Linked DNA regions of Homo sapiens: region 2 is linked to region 1. A link is a contact called in ENCODE Hi-C or POLR2A ChIA-PET data. All regions are on one chromosome and are shown on one strand. The core of a region is the stretch at or near the end of the contact, and the rest is flanking DNA. Distances in the headings are between cores, read along the strand shown. Region 1 holds the start of PRSS48 (serine protease 48). Region 2 overlaps FHIP1A (FHF complex subunit HOOK interacting protein 1A).

Region 1 (4,406 bases), core at 1,060-3,559:
TGTTAAAGGCCAAAATTTTCAAATGCCTTCTACCTATTAGTGGGAATCTTCACAAACATACTTACCTGCCTTCTTTAGCAGCACACATGGAATATCATTTAACTTAAAATTTTTTTTTTAAACCAGGGATAGTGGCTCATGCCTGTAATCCTGGTGCTTTGGGAGGATGAGGTGGGAGAACTGCTTGAGGCCTGGGCAATATAGTGAAACCAGGTCTCTAAAAAAAAAATTGAAAAAGAAAAAGATTTCCACATTTCTCTTTCTCTTCTTTCTCTAGTGTGCTGGTGACCTGTATACTCAAGACGTGTTGTAGATGGCCAAGATGCTGCTGCAGGGTGCTGGCCTTGGCAGGTCAGCCTATACTTGGGCCACAGCTTTATCTGTGGATGTTCCCTGGTCAGTGAGAGGTGGATACTGACAACAGCACACTACATACAAGTGTGAGCTCTAGCTGGTAGCTAGCACACAGACAGGTTCTCAGTGAATATTTGCATGACTACATAAATGAACCAATAGACAAATGAAAGTGGTAAGATTGACTGGGCACAGTGACTCACGCCTATAACCCCAGCACTTTGGGAGGCTGAGGTGGGTGGATTGCTCAAGTCCAGGAGTTCAAAACCAGCCTGGGCAACATGGCCAAACACCGTCTCTACAAAAAATATAAAGAAATTAGCCTGACATGATGGTGCATGCCTGTAGTCCCAGCTACTTGGGAGGCTGAAGCAGGAGGATTGCTTGAGCCCGGGAGGTGGAGGATGCGGTGAGTTTAGATCATGCCACTGCACTCCAGCCTGGGCGAGAGAGTGAGACCCTGTCTGAAAAGAAAAGGAAAAAAATGTGGTGAGATAGGCAGGGCAGAAGGAAACCCTAGGTCACATGGGACTCTCAAACTAGGGATGACCAGAGATAAGGCACAGAAGTAGAAAAAGGAATGTTGGAGACAGGTGCTATATTAGAGACTTTTCTTACTTTTCACAAATCACTTCCTAAATACTAGTCAGGGTTTTTTTTTTCTTCTTTTGGGCCACAAACACAACAGGTGTGGTTCAACCACACCTGTAGTCCCAGCTACTAGGGAGGCTGAGTGGGAGGATTGCTTGAACCCAGGAGTCTGAGGTTGCAGTGGGCTATGATTGCACCACTGCACTCTAACCTGGGTGACAGAGTGAGACTCTGTCTCTTAAAAAAAAAATGCTCTATGAAGATTCAAATTTAGCTTTTACTTGATTCAAGGTCACCATCAGGAATATGAAGTATGTTAGTTTATAAATACAATGATGCCCTCAGATGCGGTTGAGGTTGCAAGCTGTTTACTTTTGTGCTATTTGGTTTAACTGAATTGGCATTTTGCAGTATTTGTGTATCTTTCTTCTTTGCTACCTGTTAAGTTTTTTGCTCTCTCAGCATACCCTTTCTGTTTTTTGGGGGGACGGGGTCTTACTCTGTCGCTAAGGCTGGAGTGCAGTGGCGCTATCTCGGCTTACTGCAACCTCCACTTTCCAGGCTCAAGCACTTCTCCTGCCTCAGTCTATTGAGTAGCTGGGACTACAGGTGCCCGCCACCACGCCCGGCTAATTTTTGTATTTTTTGTAGAGATGGGGTTTCACCATGTTGCCCAGGCTGGTCTTGAACTCCTGATCTCAGGTGATCTGCCCGCCTTGGCATCCCAAAGTGCTGGGATTACAGGCGTGAGCTGCTGTGCCTGGCCAGTATACCCTTCCTTTAAATCCCTGTGGACCAGAAAAATAAATGAACAAGCATATACCTGAAATCATAGAATAGTGTTTGCTCTTCCAGTTCCCTCTGCTTGAGATGCTCTTTTCCTGGATCCTCTTACTTAATTTAGTTATCCCCTTCAGTTCTGCTCAAATGACTCCTTCTTAGTGAGGCCTTCTTTAACTACCCTTCTAAAGATTGCAACACTCCTGCCCCTGTACTTCAGATGCCCCTTTCCTTTCATAGTACTTATTACCTTCTAACAAGCCTTATAATTTACACATTTAATATGTGCATTGATTATAAGTCCCACGAAGATAGGGATCTTGTGGGTGTGTGTGTGTACTGCTATTTCCAATCGGGAGCATTGGAATGGTGCTGGGTATATAGTAGCCTCTCAGGACCTTCTCAGGCTGTGCTACTCATAACTAACATCCCATGGGTGAAGTGTCACATTGTTCTATGTGATGCCCTCTTTAGTAAAAATCCTCTGCCTCTGCCTTCTCAACCCCACCCTGGCGCTCACCTGAGATCCCCAGCAGAAGGAGCAGCGTGAAGGCACAGCCAGCAGGGCCCATGTCTCTGTCCTCAGAGCCAGTGAGCGCTTCCTGCTTCCTGGACTCAGGCTCCCAGGAAGAGGCCAATGGGGAGCTGCCAGAACTAGCTTCTCCTAGATGGATTCCTCTGCTTCACCCCCTCCTCTCCTTTGGTCTTCACCCGCTGCCAGATCCTGAAGGGACCAGACTTCAGAAGTGCAGCTGCAGGACCCAGGGGAGGAACTGGGGTCTGTGGCGCCCCCTGCTGTCCTGGGAGAGCAGGGTTTCTGGGGTTTCTGCCTGTGGTGTTGAGGAGTGGCTGGTTGAGGGCACTGGAAGAAACAGGACCCTGTCTCTAGCAAGGAGATAGAAGGTGGACAGGATTCTCCAAAAGCAAGAAATGGAAAAGAGGAAATGAACCCAGTATCTGGTTAATTTTTCTGAGTTTTTTTGTTTGTTTGTTTTCATTTCTGTTACAGTGTTAGCTGCACTGCAAGTCAAGTTTCCTGGGAAACAGACTCTAAGACAGAGATTTGTGTGCAGGAAATTTATTTTAGAGTGGTCTCAGGATCAGCAGCTCTTGGGTGGGTAGTAGGATTGGTTAGAGGGAGAGTTGAACTGTGATGCGTTTGCAACAGAGGCCACAGCCTATCTCACAAGTTTCTCTGGAGCTGAGGTGGCCCTCAGAGACTTTCTGTACTGAGCTAAGAAGGATGCGTTCTTAGGGGTCTGCATCATTGGATGCAGGCCACCTCCTAGGAGGGGGCATTACCTTGGGTGAGGTGGCTCTGTTGGCAGTTCTTGGAATAAGACTTAGCTGTGAACTGTCAGCAGCCAACACTCCTAGCTGCTAAGGGAATGAATGCTTCAGTTCTAAAGGGGGGTCTGGATGGTACACCACAACATCTACCTCAGAAATCTTCACTCTGCCTTTTGTTTTCTGTGCCAATTGTTTGTAGGGTGCTAGGTCTGTGGAGGCAGAATTCAATGAACTATTAAAATGTTACTGCTCTCTTGCAACTTAAAATATTGGGATGCTTGAAAGAAACATATAAGCAGTTTAAAACTAATAGGCCAGGCACGGTGGCTCATGCCTGTAATCCCAGCACTTTGGGAGGCCGAGGCGGGTGGATCACCTGAGGTCAGGAGTTTGAGACCATCCTGGCCAACATGGTGAAATCCCGTCTCTACTAAAAATACAAAAATTAGCTGGGTGTAGTGGCGTGCACCTGTAGTCACAGCTACTCGGGAGGCTGAGGCAGGAGAATCGCTTGAACCCGGGAGGCGGAGGTTGCAGTGAGCCAAGATGGCGCCACTGCACTCCAGCCTGGGCGACAGAGCGAGACTCCGTCTAAAAAAAAAAAAATAATAATAATAATAATAATAATAGAAGTGGCTGGGCGTGGTAGCTTACGCCTATTATCCCAGCACTTTGAAAGGCTGAACGGGGAGGATCCCTTGAGACCAGGAGTTTGAGATCAGCCTGGGCAATACAGTGAGACCCTATATCTACAAAAATTTAAAAATTAGCCTGGTGTAGTGATGTGCACCTGAAGTCCCCAGCTACTCGGGAGGCTGAGGCAGGAGGATCACTTGAAGTCAGTAGTTCAAGGCTACATGAGCTATGACTGTACCACTGTGCTCCAGCTTGGGCGACGGAAAGAACCTGTCTCAAATAATAATGGAAGACCAGAAAATGTAGATATTTTGGTAAGAACTATTCAGTTACAGGCAACTGAGGCTCACTTAAGCTAGCTTAAATCAAGAGGAGATTATTTTAAAGCTATTGTTTTGAGCTGAATTATGTCTCCTCAAAAATGTATCTTGAGGCTGGGCATGGTGGCTCACGCCTGTAATCCCAGCACTCTGGGAGGCCGAGGCGGGTGGGTCACGAGGTCAGGAGATCGAGACCATCCTGGCTAACACAGTGAAAACCCGTCTCTACTAAAAAATACAAAAAATTAGCCGGGTGTAGTGGCGAGTGCCTGTAGTCCCAGCCACTTGGGAGGCTGAGGCAGGAGAATGGCGTGAACCCTGGAGGCAGAGCTTGCAGTGAGCCGAGATCGCGCCACTGCACTCCAGCCTGGGCGACAGAGCAAGATTCCGTCTCAAAAAAAAAAAAACGTATCTTGAAGTCCTAACCGCACTTCC
Region 2 (4,406 bases), core at 742-3,241, 300 kb before region 1:
CCTTGAAAATATACACATACGATAATTTTTAAACAACCAAACATTTATCAATGACTTTATCTTTGTCCGTTTTTGCCTTTCTGAATTGCATGGAATCTATGTGTCTTTTGCAGTACCCTCCAGGTCCAGTCCTATGATGTGCTGTTACATGTTCTGTGCAAGTACTTAGGTTATGGAATTTTTGCAAGTCATTGGGGAAGCTGGCAAAGGGATAATGCATGCATGAGCAATGAGGGAAATTTGTTTCTCAGGGAAATGTCTAAGTCTCTCCCTTGTCAGAAACAGGGAAAAAAATCGTTATAGACCAGGCAAGTCCATCCTTACAGAATAAAAGAATTTCCACAGAAAGTATAATCTCTATTGACTTCCATTATAAAGTTGATAATGCTGTGTCACAAAGGCAAAAAAATCACCCTAACACCCTTAAGTTGACATTTTTAATAAGGAAGGCCTTTGGCTAGCCCCTACCCAGGGAGTACCTGGCCCACTGACTAGTGGCCACAAGACAGCCACTAGACATCCTCTTCTTTGCTGCATGCCTGACTCCAAAGTGCACCCACTATCCTACAACCTCCACCAAGCCCTCCAGGATTCCTTGCACCTGGTGACCTTCCTAGCAGCAGCAACACTGGGACCTGGTTCTCTCCCATCCCTTTGTTCTGGGCCTTACCAACATCTCAATAGAATGCAATCACAGTACCACACTGGTCCAAAGGGACCCTCTACCTCCACACCACACATGGTCCAGCCCCAAAAGTCCCTAACTTCAAGCCTCCACATTCTGAAGAACAAAATTCATGCCTTATCAGTTCTATAATTTCAAAGTCCATATATTGAGTTTACTTAGGAGAGCTATCTTTACAGCTAGGCCTCAGGGTAAAAATGTAATTATACTTTTCATGTGTGCCCAGACTGTCTAAACTATCTAAAACTGGGGCTGTGCTTTATACATTGATGGTGGAGTGGCAAATTAGCTCAATCTTTCTGGAAAACAATATGGCAATATGTAATAGGAGCTATAAAATTGTTCCTGCCCTTTGACTTGTTAATCTGACTTTGGGGAAAATGCCCCAAGGAAACAACCCAAAAATAATTTGCTAAAAAATGTTCAATTTTCCAATAATGAAAAAAAAAATACTATTGACTCAAATGGTCAAGAATAAGAGAATTAGAATCAAAATATGTTATATCACCATACAATAGACCCATCAAAAATAAATACTAAGTAAATTCGTTTTATATCATTAAAATGTAAGTTAAAAAGCAAATACATTGCCAAGTAGATATATGATTGAGTCTAAAGAGATATAAATGAGATTTTAAGGTTAATTAGTTATTCCTTCCTGTAAGTTTACCTAATTTCATAATTTAAATAAAAACAAAGGTAGACAAAGTAATCATGTACTAATGCCCAAAAAAGACCAAACCATTGAGTTTAAAACAATTAACAATTAGAGATCTCTTAAGACTCAGCAATTTCTAAGCAATATAAATTTATAAATATGCATATGTATTTATATTTTATATATACAATATATGTGCATGCAAATATGAAAGATACAGCAAAAGTCTATTTACATAACCATAAATTGTATTTTTCTCATTAACTTTCATTTATATTATTTATTCCAATTCAATCCTTTACAAACAGACCTCTTTTTGCTATGAAAAACTTTAAAAAGAGAACTAAGATTTTTATACAGAATGCAAACTGTTTAGCAGCTTTTAAACTGAAGCATCTTTACCCTCTTTATAGTAGTTCCCTTATACTGCCTTCAGATGGAGCAGACACATTGAAGACCCAGCTCTAACCCACTGGTTTTACTGCCTGGAAGATGGGTGTGTTATAACCAATGTATGTGAGTCATGGAACACACAAGGCTCAGCAAAGTGCTGATTATGCTTGTGTTGCCACATGTCCTTAACCTCTCTCCTTAGGACCTTCCCAGGCTACCTCCTTTTCCTTTCCAGGCAGACACACCCATGACCTGCTTTTACAAGCGGGCTCTGGTGGCCCAACCTTGGGACTGGTTCCTATGTTGGCAGGGAATGCCTAAGAAGCTTCTTGACTAGAGCACAATTTGCACTGAAATGCCAAAGAACTTCTGTCCCAATGTCCCAAGTTTGTCACTCCAATAGTGTCATAGTTCTTTCAGTTTCTATAAACTGATCTCTGATGTGACCTGGACTTTTCCTTATTTTTTCCTTTTGTGCCCTCTTTTCATATCACTCCCATCAAACTCCAATATTTCTGTGTCCCTGATTTCTGCTTGCTGAGAGTTCCACCCACATACCAACTTTTACCTTCCAGTGCTATGGATGCCACGATTTCATGCTGCTCACAGTGGCTCCCCCGGCCTGGTCTACTCCTGATTACCAGCTGTCTTATACTCTCAACCTTGACTCATTTCCCATACCTGGCTTCTTCTCAGCTATCTAGACAGTCTCAGGGATTCAGCTCAGGAGAAAAAAAACAAAATTAATGGGGCCAGAGGGATCTCAGCAGGTAAAAGAATGAAAGCAACCAAAATATACTTTGCAAATATTTCCAAATTATAAAACAAATTTACTTTGTTAGGCTGAAAATACCATTTAAAAAACTAATCAACACCTCAACACCTTATAAAGCCCACGCTCATTAATTAAGTAAACCAGCTGAAATCAGAAATAGCAACTTAAACGTTTTGCGGATCATAGCTAGACATTTGTTGATCTACAAACTTTAAGAAACGCAGACATGTGTGTGTGTGTATGTGTGTGTGTGTGTGTGTGTGTTTGGATGCATCATTAGCCTTGATCACATATTGATCCTAAATGTAAAGTATCACAATTCCAAAAAGAAAGAAACACATAAAAATCAACAGTGTGAACAATGCTCTTAAAAATATCGAATTTATAGAGCTAAATTTAACCTAATTTCAAAGCCATTTGACTTAAAAATGTGAGAATTACTGGGGCTAAATAAGATTAATAAATAGCGTATTTCTTTCACTAAGTAGTATCAGATACTCCTATCCTTATCCCTTATGATGGCCCCTGTGACCCAATGATAATTGGCCTGAATTTCAAATGGCCACAAATTCTAAACAGGAAGTGCAAATGCTTTCAAAATGAAGGCTCTACATAAATCACTTAATTGTATGTCAGCTACAAATGATTACCCTTCAGGATAAACACAAGTGTTTCTCTCTCAGGAGACTAGCTTTGATTCCACTTAATATTATTCTATGTCTTACATACATGCATGTATCAGTAGGTAATTATTTATGCTACCAAAGTTAGAGCCTAGTTATTTTAAGAAAGTCATATGTGTAAAACCCATACTTCCAAATCCTTTGGAATGCTAAAATAAGGTGGCATTGTGGAAAAAAACAAGTTACTATGCAATATTTTCCAACACACTGAAGGGCAAGATTTAGCCATCTAAAGCCAAATTCCACTTAATGTACCAAATAACTACACAAAAGTTTCCATACAGTCCTTGTTCATTACTTAACAGCTGTGTCTTTCAGTATGAAGTGTTCCTTGTGCATCTGTTTCCACAGGGAGACCTCTACCAAGTCACTTCTTTTTATATTAAGATAACAGCTTTATAATACGTATTCACTTAACACCAGTTTTTTAATGTCAGCTCCAGCCCTGAGCTCCAGAGGCTTGCCTAAATCTTGGATAAAACAGTTATGGAAAGGCCTTATGAGTAATGATCCAAATAATAATATTTCAAAGAACACTAATTTCAACCACAGCAAAAATCAAACTTACCACCAAGCACACAGTAAGAGAGCTGCTGACATTTCAACATGCTCAAGCATTGTATTTCTATTTTAATTTTTATTTTTTGAGATGGAGTCTCGCTCTGTCACCCAGGCTGGAGTGCAATGGTGCAATCTCAGCTCACTGCAACCTCTGCCTCCTGGGTTCAAGCAAGTCTCCTGCCTCAGCCTCCCAAGTAGCTGGGATTACAGGCATGTGCCACCACACCTGGCTAACTTTTGTATTTTAGTAGAGATGGTGTTTCACCATGTTGGCCAGGCTGGTCTCAAACTCCTCACCTTTGGTGATCCGCCCACCTCGGCTTCCCAAAGTGCTGGGATTACAGGCAAGAGCCACTGCACCCGGCCATGCTCAACCACTTTAGAGTCTGATAGAAGTGCAAGTTAATGCCTCGGCCATCTAACTTAAGAAGTATAACTTTGGTTCACTTTACCTTCTACTGTCAAGGCTAGAGCTACCTGTAAGTCTTGGAAGAGAGAGAGAACTTTTTGAAATGTTAACAAACATCAATTTACTAAGATATTTAGAAAATGAATCAGAGTTCTCTAATACGTCCCAACTGTTCATCTCTCAAAGGCTTTACTTAATTTTTCTCTGTCATTTAGTCTAGTACAAGGCACAGAGCAAAAGAG

What was found. Hi-C counts contacts between places; a loop is a spot of excess contacts on that map. ChIA-PET counts read pairs that join two places held with the same protein, here RNA polymerase II (POLR2A). Pooled maps may share reads with other maps.
Region 2: a map of mammary epithelial cell shows a loop between it and region 1 (2.8-fold over the local background). The contact joins the enhancer-like site here to the promoter of PRSS48 in region 1. A Hi-C loop is called at or near these places in 1 of 168 maps with a recorded cell type or tissue (mammary epithelial cell) and 1 of 50 pooled maps. POLR2A ChIA-PET finds 5 or more read pairs at or near these places in 2 of 52 experiments (GM12878 and Panc1).

Annotation. Positions count from the first base shown.
Region 1 is chr4:151,275,064-151,279,469 of GRCh38, reverse strand. PRSS48 (serine protease 48) reads right to left here and starts at 2,309. Exons shown (of 5, transcript NM_183375.5): 1 at 2,246-2,309. The coding sequence starts at 2,297. All of the region lies in intron 1 of SH3D19 (SH3 domain containing 19), which reads left to right. LOC124900799 (a long non-coding RNA gene) reads left to right here and starts at 4,312. Exons shown (of 2, transcript XR_007058328.1): 1 at 4,312-4,406.
Region 2 is chr4:151,571,641-151,576,046 of GRCh38, reverse strand. All of the region lies in intron 4 of FHIP1A (FHF complex subunit HOOK interacting protein 1A), which reads right to left. Among named protein-coding and RNA genes, the nearest start is that of FHIP1A, 160 kb to the right of the region's middle. Within about 2 kb of position 1,991, at least 3 of the 41 ENCODE cell types and tissues checked have a DNase peak (open chromatin) inside an H3K27ac peak, as active enhancers do.